Linked DNA regions of Homo sapiens: region 1 is linked to region 2. A link is a loop called in an ENCODE intact Hi-C map of the cell type or tissue named here. Cell type or tissue: mesothelial cell of epicardium. All regions are shown on one strand. Links, peaks and the distances in the headings refer to the core of each region. The heading gives the core; the rest is flanking DNA. Region 1 has its middle 18 kb from the start of HSD52. Region 2 overlaps JUN-DT (JUN divergent transcript).

Region 1 (5,386 bases), core at 329-5,328, 360 kb after region 2:
CATTCAGTGGCAAGCCTGGAGGGGCAATGCTTGCCTCCCATTGTATGGCAGGCCAGATATGTTCCTGGCCCATCAGAAGCCTCCTTCTGGATGCAGTCTATAAGCCACTGTGATGGATGAGAAGAGCCCAGGATGGAGGTGAAAGTCTGGAACTGGAATCTGAGCCCTTATTTTTCTGACTCACTGTTTTACCTTGGAAGAATCACTGAAGTTTTCTGCATCTCTGTTTCCTCATATGTTTAAAAAAGAAAGCACTTAACCTTGGTGGATGTGAAAAATAAATGAAATAATTTCTAGAAATGTGCCTAGTTCAATACATTGAAACCCACCTACATTAAAACCTTTCTCAAAGTCGTTTGAGCCTTTTCTTCTTTCTTCCTTTCTACATCCTAGTTCAAGGCCAGTTCAATAAAATCATGGGCTTTATAGTCAGGCAGATTTCAAGTCCTGGCTCTAACATTTATTAGCTATCTGACTTATTCAAAAATACTTACTGGGCACCTACTACATGCCAGGCACTGTTCTGCCTGCTAAGGATACAGAAAAGAAAAAAAAAAAAGAAGGACACAGTTCTTGCTCTTTACAGCTTAAATTCTAGTTTGTTCATTTTAAAATAAGGATAAAATCACTTACATTCTATTGTTGCTATAATGATTAAATAACAACATTTATGAGGAAGATTTATGAATAATAAATGCTCCCCAGTAAATGCTAATTCTCTTCCCTCCTTCTCTTTTCTAAACTTTGAAGGATGCTGGGAAAAGTATTAGGTTGGATGTTAGGAACCTGGCATTCTAACCCTAGCCCTGCCATTAACTAGCTGTGTGATCTCAGGCAAATGTCTGAGCCTTTCTGGATCACAATCATTTCCTCCATAAAAGAATAATGTTGTACTAAATAATTTGTAAGAGACCATTTGTTAGGATGGGATTCGGTACTTCTCAAAATTAGTCATTAATCTTGATACACTGTGGAAGAGTAGGTATATTAGACTGTGTTGTGATTCAAAAATAAATTTATAGCTAGCATTCTTCAAGGGCTTACTAGGTCCAAGCTGTCCAAATCCTTAAAGCTTTTTGCTTTAATCCCACAACAACTTCATGGGGCAGGCATTCCTACCTTCATTTTATATGAGCAAACTAAACCTCAGAGAAGTGAATTTGGCAAAGTCACCCAGCAAGTCAGAGGCAAAAGTGGTATTGACACCGATGTCTGACTCAAAAAGCCATTCTCTCTGCCCTCCACTGTTACTGGATAGTTGTCAGAGCTTGTCCTAAGACCAATCGAACATACTTAGTGGCTCCATAAATTAATCAGTATGTCATGTGGGCAAAGAGTGACTCCTGCATGGTTCATCCACGGGAGACACAGAACATAAGCCTGGCTCCATTCTGTTCTCCGGCTCCTATTCTTGGCTTCCCCACAGCTGCCTCTCCCTACAGCCATTTCTGTGGATGAGTCCACATGATTGATGGGAAACCAAACATTATTGTTCAGGAATGATGTTTTTTCAAATTGGACAGCTGCTGCTTGTTTGGCTGGGAGTTTGGCAAGTGTTTAAGTATTTCACTTTGTCATGGTGGTCAGACCTAGAGGAAATAATTAGGTGGTCATGGCAACCAGCATCCCAGGCACACCACAGTGACGCCCAGGAGGAAGCATTGAATGGAGAGTCCAGACATTGACTCTGCCCTGAGTACTCTGGCCTCAGGTTCCTCAGCAGGGCTGCCCCTTTAGGTCTAAAATCTCTCAATAGGAGAATGAAATACCTAATTCTATCCTGAAAGATATAGGTCTTAAGGGACATGAAGACCAAAACTCACACTAAGCTGTTAAAGACTAAGGAGTGGGGACAGAAAAAAAATCTCAAGTGAAACATCTGCTATGTGCCTGGAGCTGTGCTGCGTGCTTTATACTATTGTCTCAGTTAATCCTCACAACATTCTCCTTTGAACAGAGGAAGAAACTGAGGCTCGGAGAGGTGAAATGACTTGCCTACGATCACATAGCTAGATAGTAAAGGAATTAGGATGTGAACATTGGTCTAGCTGATCCTGAAGCCTTGCTACAACACCTACACTAAGTGCCATTAGGACCTTTCCCAGAAGCACCTGCTGCTTGAGGTATAGAAAGGGGCTGGGTGGAAGACACTAAAGTGTCCAAAAGGTGATGTCATTATTTGATGTCCCCTCCTCTACACTGCCCTCCTTGGTGGGAATCTGGCTTCTGGTGTAGCTCCTAAATCATTCTTGCGTAGGCTATACCTCTCTTCTTCACCTCAGTTATTTCAAACCCACGGTCTCTCTACAGTATTTCTGAAGTGTCCTAGGCAGTACATTGAAATTGGGTCTGAGCCCAACTCTTTCTTTGCCTTATTGGAAAGATGACAGAATCTGCCTGATGTTCTCCAATTCCTGGATTATATATCTTACCTCTGACTCAGAAGATGAATTGATTGTTACCTTATAGATCTTTGAAAATTACTGTGCCTCATGGGCAGGTTCAGAAAAATCCCAATCATCAGTGATTTTTCTCCCTTTTCTGAATTCCTGCAATTTATTTAGAGTCTCATAAGATTATCCTTTACGGGGTGAGGGCAGCTCATCTGCCACTTCATGCCCAGTAAGCTCTACACCCCCAAACATCTGAGGTTCCCTAATAGAGGAATCAGAGCACCTGCCCTTGACTCCCGTTTCCACCACTAACTCATGGTATTACCTTTGAAAAGCCAATGGACATGTGTGAAATAAAATTCTGTCAAACTACTGAAGATGTCTTTCAATTCTAATATTTGGTAATTCAAGTCTTCCTTCTAGTAAGCAAAATTTCAAATTCTATTTGAAAATTAAGATTATTCAACCCATTCCTCACTTCAGAATGAAGAGTATCACCTCTGAGATTGATACAAATTCACAGACTTTTGCCCCAAGGTTTTGATTTTTCTAGCTCACATTTTTTTCTCTGTGTTCTGCAGAGGTAATTTACAGATTTCTAGAGAGCTGTCTTTCTGCCTCCTGATGAATAGGATACTAGATGAAGGGCAAATAAAAATGGTGATGATGCCAGTGAAGAAAGTAAACGAGTTAAATGATACCTTTAAGGAACTGAAGACAAGGGTTGCCTGAGTCATGCTGCCCTTGCTATTACTATATTTCACTGTGTTTTGGCTGCATTGGATGACGGTGTCATAGGAAGGGCATAGCCTTTGGATCTAGCTCTGTCTCTTCAGTAGCTGCATAATCTTAGACAAGTTACCCAGCACTTCCAAGCCTCAGTATCCTTTTCTGTTAAATGTGAACACTGGTATCTTGATGGTTGTTGTGAGGATCAGGGATTAGATAAATACAGTGCAAAAGCATTGAATCTTAAGAGATATCTACTGATGTATTTACAGGTGAATTGACATGATGTTTGGGATTTGCTTCAAAGTAATTGGTGGAGATAGACAATTGATTTTCCTTCTGTTTTGTTTTGTTTTTTTAATTTAACTTCTTTTTTAACTTCAGAGGTACATGTACAGATGTGTTACACAGAAACGTGTGTCATGGGGGTTTGTTGTACAGATTATTTCATCACCCAGGTATTAAACTAGTTATTTCTCCTGATCCTTTCCTTCCTCCCACCCTCTACCCTCCGATAGGCTCTAGTGTATATTGTTCCCCTCTATGTGTCCATGTGTTCTTATCTTTAGCTCCACTTATAAGTGAGAACATGTAGCATTTGGTTTTCTGTTCAAATTTTAATTTGCTAAGGATAATGGCCTCCAGCTCCATCCATGTTCCTGCAAAGGACATGATCTCATTCTTTTTTATGGCTGCATAGTATTCCATGGTGTATATGTACTACATTTTCTTTATCCAATCTGTCATTGATGGTCATTTAGGTTGATTCCATGTATTTGCTATTGTGAATAGTGCTGCAATGAACATACGAATGCATGTTTCTTTAAAATAAAAAATGTATATTCCTTGGGGCGTATACCCAGTAATGGGATTGCTGGGTCCAATGGTATTTCTGTTTTCAGGTTTTTGAGGAATTGCCACACTGTCTTTCACAATGGTAGAACTAATTGACACTCCCACCAACAGTGTATAAGCATTCCTTTTTCTCTGCAACTTGCCAGCATCTGTTATTTTTTGACTTTTAAGTAAAAGCCATTCTGATTGGTGTGAGGTGATATCTCACTGTGGTTTGGATTTGCATTTCTCTAATGATCAGTGATGTTGAGCATTTTTTCATATGATTGTTGCCTGTGTGTGTGTCTTCTTTTGAAAAGCGTCTGTTCATGTCCTTTGCTCACTTTTTAATGAAGTTGTTTGGGTTTTTTCTTGTAAATTTTTTTAAGTTCCTTATAGATGCTGGGTGATTAGACCTTTGTCAGATACATAGTTTGAAAAAGTTTTTTCCCATTCTGTAGGTTGTCTGCTCATTCTGTTAATAGTTTCTTTTGTTGTGCAGAAGCTCTTTAGTTTAATTAGATCCCATTTTTCATTTTTTGCTTTTGAACACAATCCCATTCACAATTGCCACAAAAAGAATAAAATACCTAGGAATACAGCTAACCAAGGAGGTGAAAGATCTCTACAAGGAGAACTACAAAACACTGCTCAAAGAAATCAGAGATGAAATAAACAAATGGAAAATCATTCCATGTTCATGGATAGGAAGAATCAATATCGTTAAAATGGCCATGCTGCCCAAAGCAATTTATAGATTCAATATTATCCCTATTGAACTACTATTGGCATTCTTCACACAACAAAAAAAAGCCTATTTTAAAATTCATATGGAACCAAAAAAGAGCTTGAATAGCCAGGGCAATTCTAAGCAAAAATAACAAATCTGGAGGCATCACACTACCTAACTTCAAACTATGCTACAGGGCCACAGTAACCAAAACAGCATGGCACTAGTACAGTAACAGACACATAGACCAATGGAACTGAATAGAGAATCCAGAAGTAAGGCTGCACACCTGCAACTATCTGATCTTCAACTAACCTGACAAAAACAAGCAATGGGGAAAGGATTCCCTGTTCAGTAAATGGTACTGGGATAACTGGCTAGCCATATGCAGAATATTAAAACTGGATCCCTTCCTTACACCATATACAAAAATTAACTCAAGATGAATTACAAACTTAAATGTAAAACCCAAATCTATTAAACCTCTGGAAAAAAAAAACCTAGGCAATACCATTCTGGACATAGGAACAGGAAAAGATTTCATGAGGAAGATGCCAAAAGGAATTGCAGCAAAAGTCAATTGAGTTTTCAATAAGAGAGTCAAGAAAATTCAATCATTTAAAATAATATTCTTTTCAACAGATGGTGCTGGGACAACCGGATGTGCCCATTCAAAAGAATGAGGTGGGACCCTTACCTC
Region 2 (5,386 bases), core at 82-5,081:
TGCTTCAATGAACAGAGAAATGGACATTTATTGTTGAGCATGGTAGGAGCTGTGGTAGAAGTAGACCCCTGATGCGATGGGCATTAGCAGGTCTGAGTTACAACCTCGGGGCTGGTGTTCAGAGAGGGCTTTCTGCAGGAAGTATTATCCCTTCCAAGGCCTAAAGGTTGAGGGAGTAGGAGCTGGCCAGGCCCAAGCGGGAATGGTTCTAGGAAGAAGGAATGGAGGAAAGACAGGCTGGCCTGTATAGGTTCTGCACTATGTAGGGGGCTGGAGAGGTGCACAAGGGATCAGATTGAATGGGATGCTGAAAACCACAGAAAGCTATGGAGAGCCATAGAAAGACTGTAGGGAGGGGAGTGACATGACTAGATCTGTATGTTAAAAATAAAAATTGGAGAAGGTCTTTTGAGAAAAGTGATTTTCTAATAGAATTTTATTTGATCCTTTTTTTAAAAAAAGAAGCATAACATATATACAGAAATGCATACAAGTCATAAGAGGTGCATTTTGATGAATGATTACAAAGTGAATAGCCCTGTGTATATACTGCTTAGGTTTTCCAGATGTATAGGTTGTCAGAGTACAGGCAGAATAGAGGAGAGATGGCCTAATCATTTGGAATTTCTCTTCTTTGTCCTGTGGAGAAATGGCTTTCATAACAGAAAGAATATGGGATCTAGGGTAGAAAGGCTCAGTTTTGAGCTCTATATCTGGTATTTCCTTTTTGTATGATCTCAGGCAAATGGCTACACTTTCCTTATCCTCAGTTTCACTACTGAGAGTGGACTAGCTATGTCTTCTTCACTAAGATGGTGTGCAGGTAAAATAGGACAAAGCTGGTAAAAAGCTCTCTGCATTATGCAAAATAGTTGCCCATATAATTCTAAAATTCCAATCTGTCTCAGATATAGACTGCTTCACTTTATCTTCTTCCTTCTTTATATGACATTTTGACAGATGAATGAGGAGGGAAGGAGGGGAGGGAGTTTCTCTTTTTGTAATGCTTTTTTTTTTTTGGTTTTGTTTTCCATTTCAAAATGCCAGCCACATCTGGAGTGGCTCTCCTATACCCTTCTCTGTCCCTACTCTTCCTGCTCATTGCTGGCCATCTTACCCAACCAGGCCCAAAGAGGCAGGGGAAGGAGGGCGGGAATGAGGGCATGAAAAGAGCTTCGAGGTGAAAAGAAGTCCCTTCGTCTTCCTTGAGGGTCCCTGCTGTCCCCAGCTGTGCACTAGGCATTTGGGATGGAGGTGGGGGGATGTAGATGGGAAACATGCCCTTCACTTTCAGTGTGATGTCAAGTCTGTTGAGGCAAAATGAAAACAGCCTAGGCCGAGCGCGGTGGCTCACGCCTGTAATCCCAGCACTTTGAGAGGCCGAGGCGGGCGGATCACGAGGTCAGGAGATCAAGACCATCCTGGCTAACACGGTGAAACCCCCTCTCTACTAAAAATACAAAAAAAAGTTAGCCAGGCATGGTGGCAGGCACCTGTAGTCCCAGCTACTCGGGAGGCTGAGGCAGGAGAATTGCGTGAACCTGGGAGGCAGAGCTTGCAGTGAGCCGAGATCTGGCCACTGCACTCCAGCCTGGGCAAGAGAGTGAGACTACGTCTCAAAAAAAAAAAAAAAACAAAAAACAAAAAACAGCCTAATAGCAGAGCAAGACCAGCTAAGGTCAAAGTCTTAGTGTCAGAGGCAAATAGCCCCAAAGGAGGCTGGAAACAGAAGAGACCACTTCACTGGGTAAAACACCTACAGAAGGTGAGCTCAGTGCTAGGCTCTCCCTTCTCTCCTCTCATTTCAAATTCTTGGCATTTTATGCAATAAATATATTTAAGCACCTATAGCATATCAGACCATTATTTTATACACATTGTTTTATTTGATCCTCAGAACAACACTAAAAGCTAAGTATTATAATTACCATCTTTTGGAGGAAGGGGACCAAGATTTACAGATTTGCTCAAGATCACACCACTGTTAAAAGAAGGAAATAGCTTTGAACCCACACCCATCCAGTCCCACAAATCCTGCTCTTTCCACTCTGCTATACCGTTCGTTGAACGTATGTGGAAGGGAGCCACGCGCTTTATCGGGCTGCATCACATTGCATGCATTTTTAGTATATGTGTGCACATGCCAACAGGCATGTGGGAATCCTGCTGGGTGAGTTGTAATGAGGGCGTTTTGAGTGGCTAGATGCATTTTTGCTGGTGAGGCCTGGCTCAAGGAGAACAGGAAAGGAAGCATACAAACCCAGTGTGTGGGAGGCTAGTCACACGGTGTGAGGGCTTGTCCTTGAACAAACTATTGGGAAATGGGTCTGTTAAGCCCTGGTGAAACTTTACTTTACTGGGGGGCCCCTAGGTTTTTCCATGACTATTTGATTTCCAAAGCATAATTCATTCCCAATTCTTGAAAAAAAAGAAAAAGCAATATTTGTTTAGCACCTCCTGTGTGCCAGGCATGGTGCTTGGTGCTTTACATATGTGACATCATTTAATTCTCACAAACCCTTGCCCATTAGTGCCACTGTTCAGCCCAGGAGACAGATTCAGGAAGTTCAGGCGATTTGTTCAAGATTCTTCAGCTGGTGTGGAGCAGCACTGGGGTTCCTGCCCTGTGCTGTTCAACAGCAAGTCACACTGGCATTTTAAAGTTATTGGTGGGACATTCTGTCTTTTAATATAGTTGTAAATTATCTCTAATCATGAAATAGGATGACAGCATACTGATCCTTCCTCTCCTCTTTTAGAAAAAGAAAGGCATTATCTTTTCATTCCTGAGTAACTAAGATTCTTTGCCCCAGAGGTAAAAATCTCCACTCCAGGTTACTCATGTGTCATTGTCCGGAGGGTACAATTGCTACTCTTGCTTTCGTTTGGCCCTTTTTCTTCTTCTTTTCCTAAGGTACCTGGCCTCTTTCAAGATATCTCTCACTCCCCCATACCCATCACTATAGTATAAGGCTGCTGAGGTGGCACCAGCCATGATAAGGAAGGCAGGGACCTGTGGCCTGGATGAGCCTGTAGTCAGAGAGACCTGGTGTGTATGGAGTCTAGAGGGCCCTCTGAGGTTTGAGATAGGCCTAATAGTCTCCCAAAGACCCCTGGTCCCTGCTCACCTAGTGCCATCATAGAAGGGAAAAGATGTTCTTGGTGTCACTGGAGAACATTTGGCTTTGGAGATAAGTGTTTGGGCCACCAGCCCCCTTCAAGAATATATAGCAATTATGAGTGTCTGGATGGACCTCATTTTTTGCACTGGGCGGATAGATTAACCAAACCTCCCAGAAGTGGAATGAATAACAAAGAGAAAGGTCTTTGCAATTCTAGGGCTTGTCCTTTCACATCTCTTTTAAGGCTTGTGAAAGCAGCGAGCAGTGGGGAGGGAGATGGGTGGAATGGGCATTTGTTAACGAGGAGAAATCCTGAGATGCTTGGTTGTGTGACCTGGGGTTGGGAAGCCACTCCACTTCACATCTCTGAGTCTCAATTTTCCCTTCTGCCATTTGGCAAAGGGAATGCTTCCCTTCCTCTTCCCCTGCCCCAGACGGCTGCTGTGAGAATGAGATGAGAATATGTTTAGGGTTTTGGAGTGATGTCCGAACTCAGAGAAGGTGCTTAGGCCAAAGTCAAGAGGCCTGAGGTGTACTCCAGACTCTGCCCTGAACTCAGTATCTCTTCTTTCCGGGGCTTCCTTTCTATAAAATGGGGGAATGAGGGTAGCTTTCTTTCTTTTTTTTTTTTTTCCCTCAATGGTCACTTTTGATTCTAAATGCCATAATGCCATGACTGTTTTCTCAAAGTAGAGGATTAGATGCAACTTTTAGGAGATAAATGGATCATTTAATAGTTACCTGTTCAGTCATTTAACAAATGTTTAATGAGGACCTACCACATGTCAGCCACAGTGCTAGGTAATGGATAGAATAACAAACAAAACAGACGTAGCCCCTGCCCTCATGGAACTTCTAGTCTAGTATAAGACTGTTTGGAAGAACTTCCTCATCTCAGATAGTTGAAGAAGTTCCAGGGCTCCAAGGGGAATGTCGTTAGTTAAAAGAACAATGTCAGGAATGTAATAGGTGCTCAAATATTTGTTAAATGAATAAATCAATACAAGCACCTGAAGGAAGCTCTTGCAGTAACCCTAGAGTTAGGAGCAGTTCTTTGGAGTCCAGAAAGACTGTGGGAGCTCTGGCAAAGGGTGTATGTAATTGCTAAATAGTTTGTTTGTTGAGACACCTGTGGATGGGAGGATCTGCCCCTACCTGCCTGGTTCTCAAGGTGGCCACTTACTGGGAACAACGATGGCTTCACTTGCCAGGTCTTTTCCCCAGAGGTGGAGCCCATGCAGATGCTGGAACTGAAGGGGGGAAGGGAAAAGTGGCCAGGGAAAAATGCCAGTGTTTGTATGACATTTGGGCTAAGCCCAGAGGACCCATAGAGATTGTGGGGTCTCATCTGTATCCTGTCAGAGGGGTAACTGAGGCCTAGATGGGATGTGAGGTCACAAAAGAGTTGGCTCCAAGCCATGTCAGGAGGCTGGATGGGGAGGTGGAAAGAACCTGGGCTTAGGAGTTGGAGAGTACTTGGGTTTGAAGGCTGTGGATCCTTGGGTAAATCACTTAATCTCTCTGAATCAGCTTTCTCATCTGTTGAAGAGACATCACAGTGGTGGCATCTGAAAGATGTCATGAGGTATAATGTGTCTTGGACACCTAAAATCAGGACCCAGGACTAACTATAGACCTGATAATCAGTATTTATAATTATTACATTATTAGGACCCAGGTCCTATTTCTGTGCAATGTTGAAAGATAGTGATAAGAACAATTTAGATCAGAACTTACAAGTTTGCATGATCTTCATTATAAATGAAATAGTGAAACAATGCTGAGCGGATTTACAGAGGCGTAACTCATTCATTAACCAGCTTAGACAGGCATTTTCCCCCCTCTTTGGGATTGGTTTTCTCTTCTGTTAAATGGGGATAATTTTTATGCTCAACCTCTTCTCATCCATCTATTAAACATTTATTGAATGCCTATTAGGAGTCATAATATGCTTAGTGCTGAGGACACAGGAAGAGGACATAGTTCCTGACCCTAAGGAGCTCATTACCTAGTGGGACACTATTAAACAGATACAACACAGAATAGTATGTATAGAGCATGGTATGTAGCAGGGGCCTATTCCTGTCTGAGTGGACAAGGAGGCTTCCTAGAGGAAGCAACATTTAAAGCTGAGGGCTGAAGGATGAATAGGATTTAACCAAGTAAAAGTAAGAAAGGAAGTGGGGAGCTGGAAAGGGCATTCCAGGAAGAAGAAACTGCATGTGCAAAGGCCAGGAGGTCAGAGCGCACAGTGGATATGACGA

Evidence for each region. A loop is a pair of places that touch in the nucleus more often than their neighbours do. Peaks named below come from ENCODE experiments on the same cell type or tissue, not always from the same donor. Only the 100,000 strongest peaks of a DNase experiment are listed, where the experiment ranks them.
Region 1: it touches region 2 in a loop (8-fold over the local background); 3 of 110 quality-filtered maps call a loop at or near these places.

What each region holds. Positions count from the first base shown.
Region 1 is chr1:59,162,392-59,167,777 of GRCh38, forward strand. No RefSeq gene overlaps it. Among named protein-coding and RNA genes, the nearest start is that of HSD52, 18 kb to the left of the region's middle. In mesothelial cell of epicardium, for the core only: no CTCF peak of the experiment used is centred there; no DNase peak of the experiment used is centred there.
Region 2 is chr1:58,807,296-58,812,681 of GRCh38, forward strand. The region is part of intron 1 of JUN-DT (JUN divergent transcript); the gene reads left to right. Among named protein-coding and RNA genes, the nearest start is that of JUN-DT, 25 kb to the left of the region's middle. In mesothelial cell of epicardium, for the core only: no CTCF peak of the experiment used is centred there; a DNase peak (open chromatin) is centred at 2,186.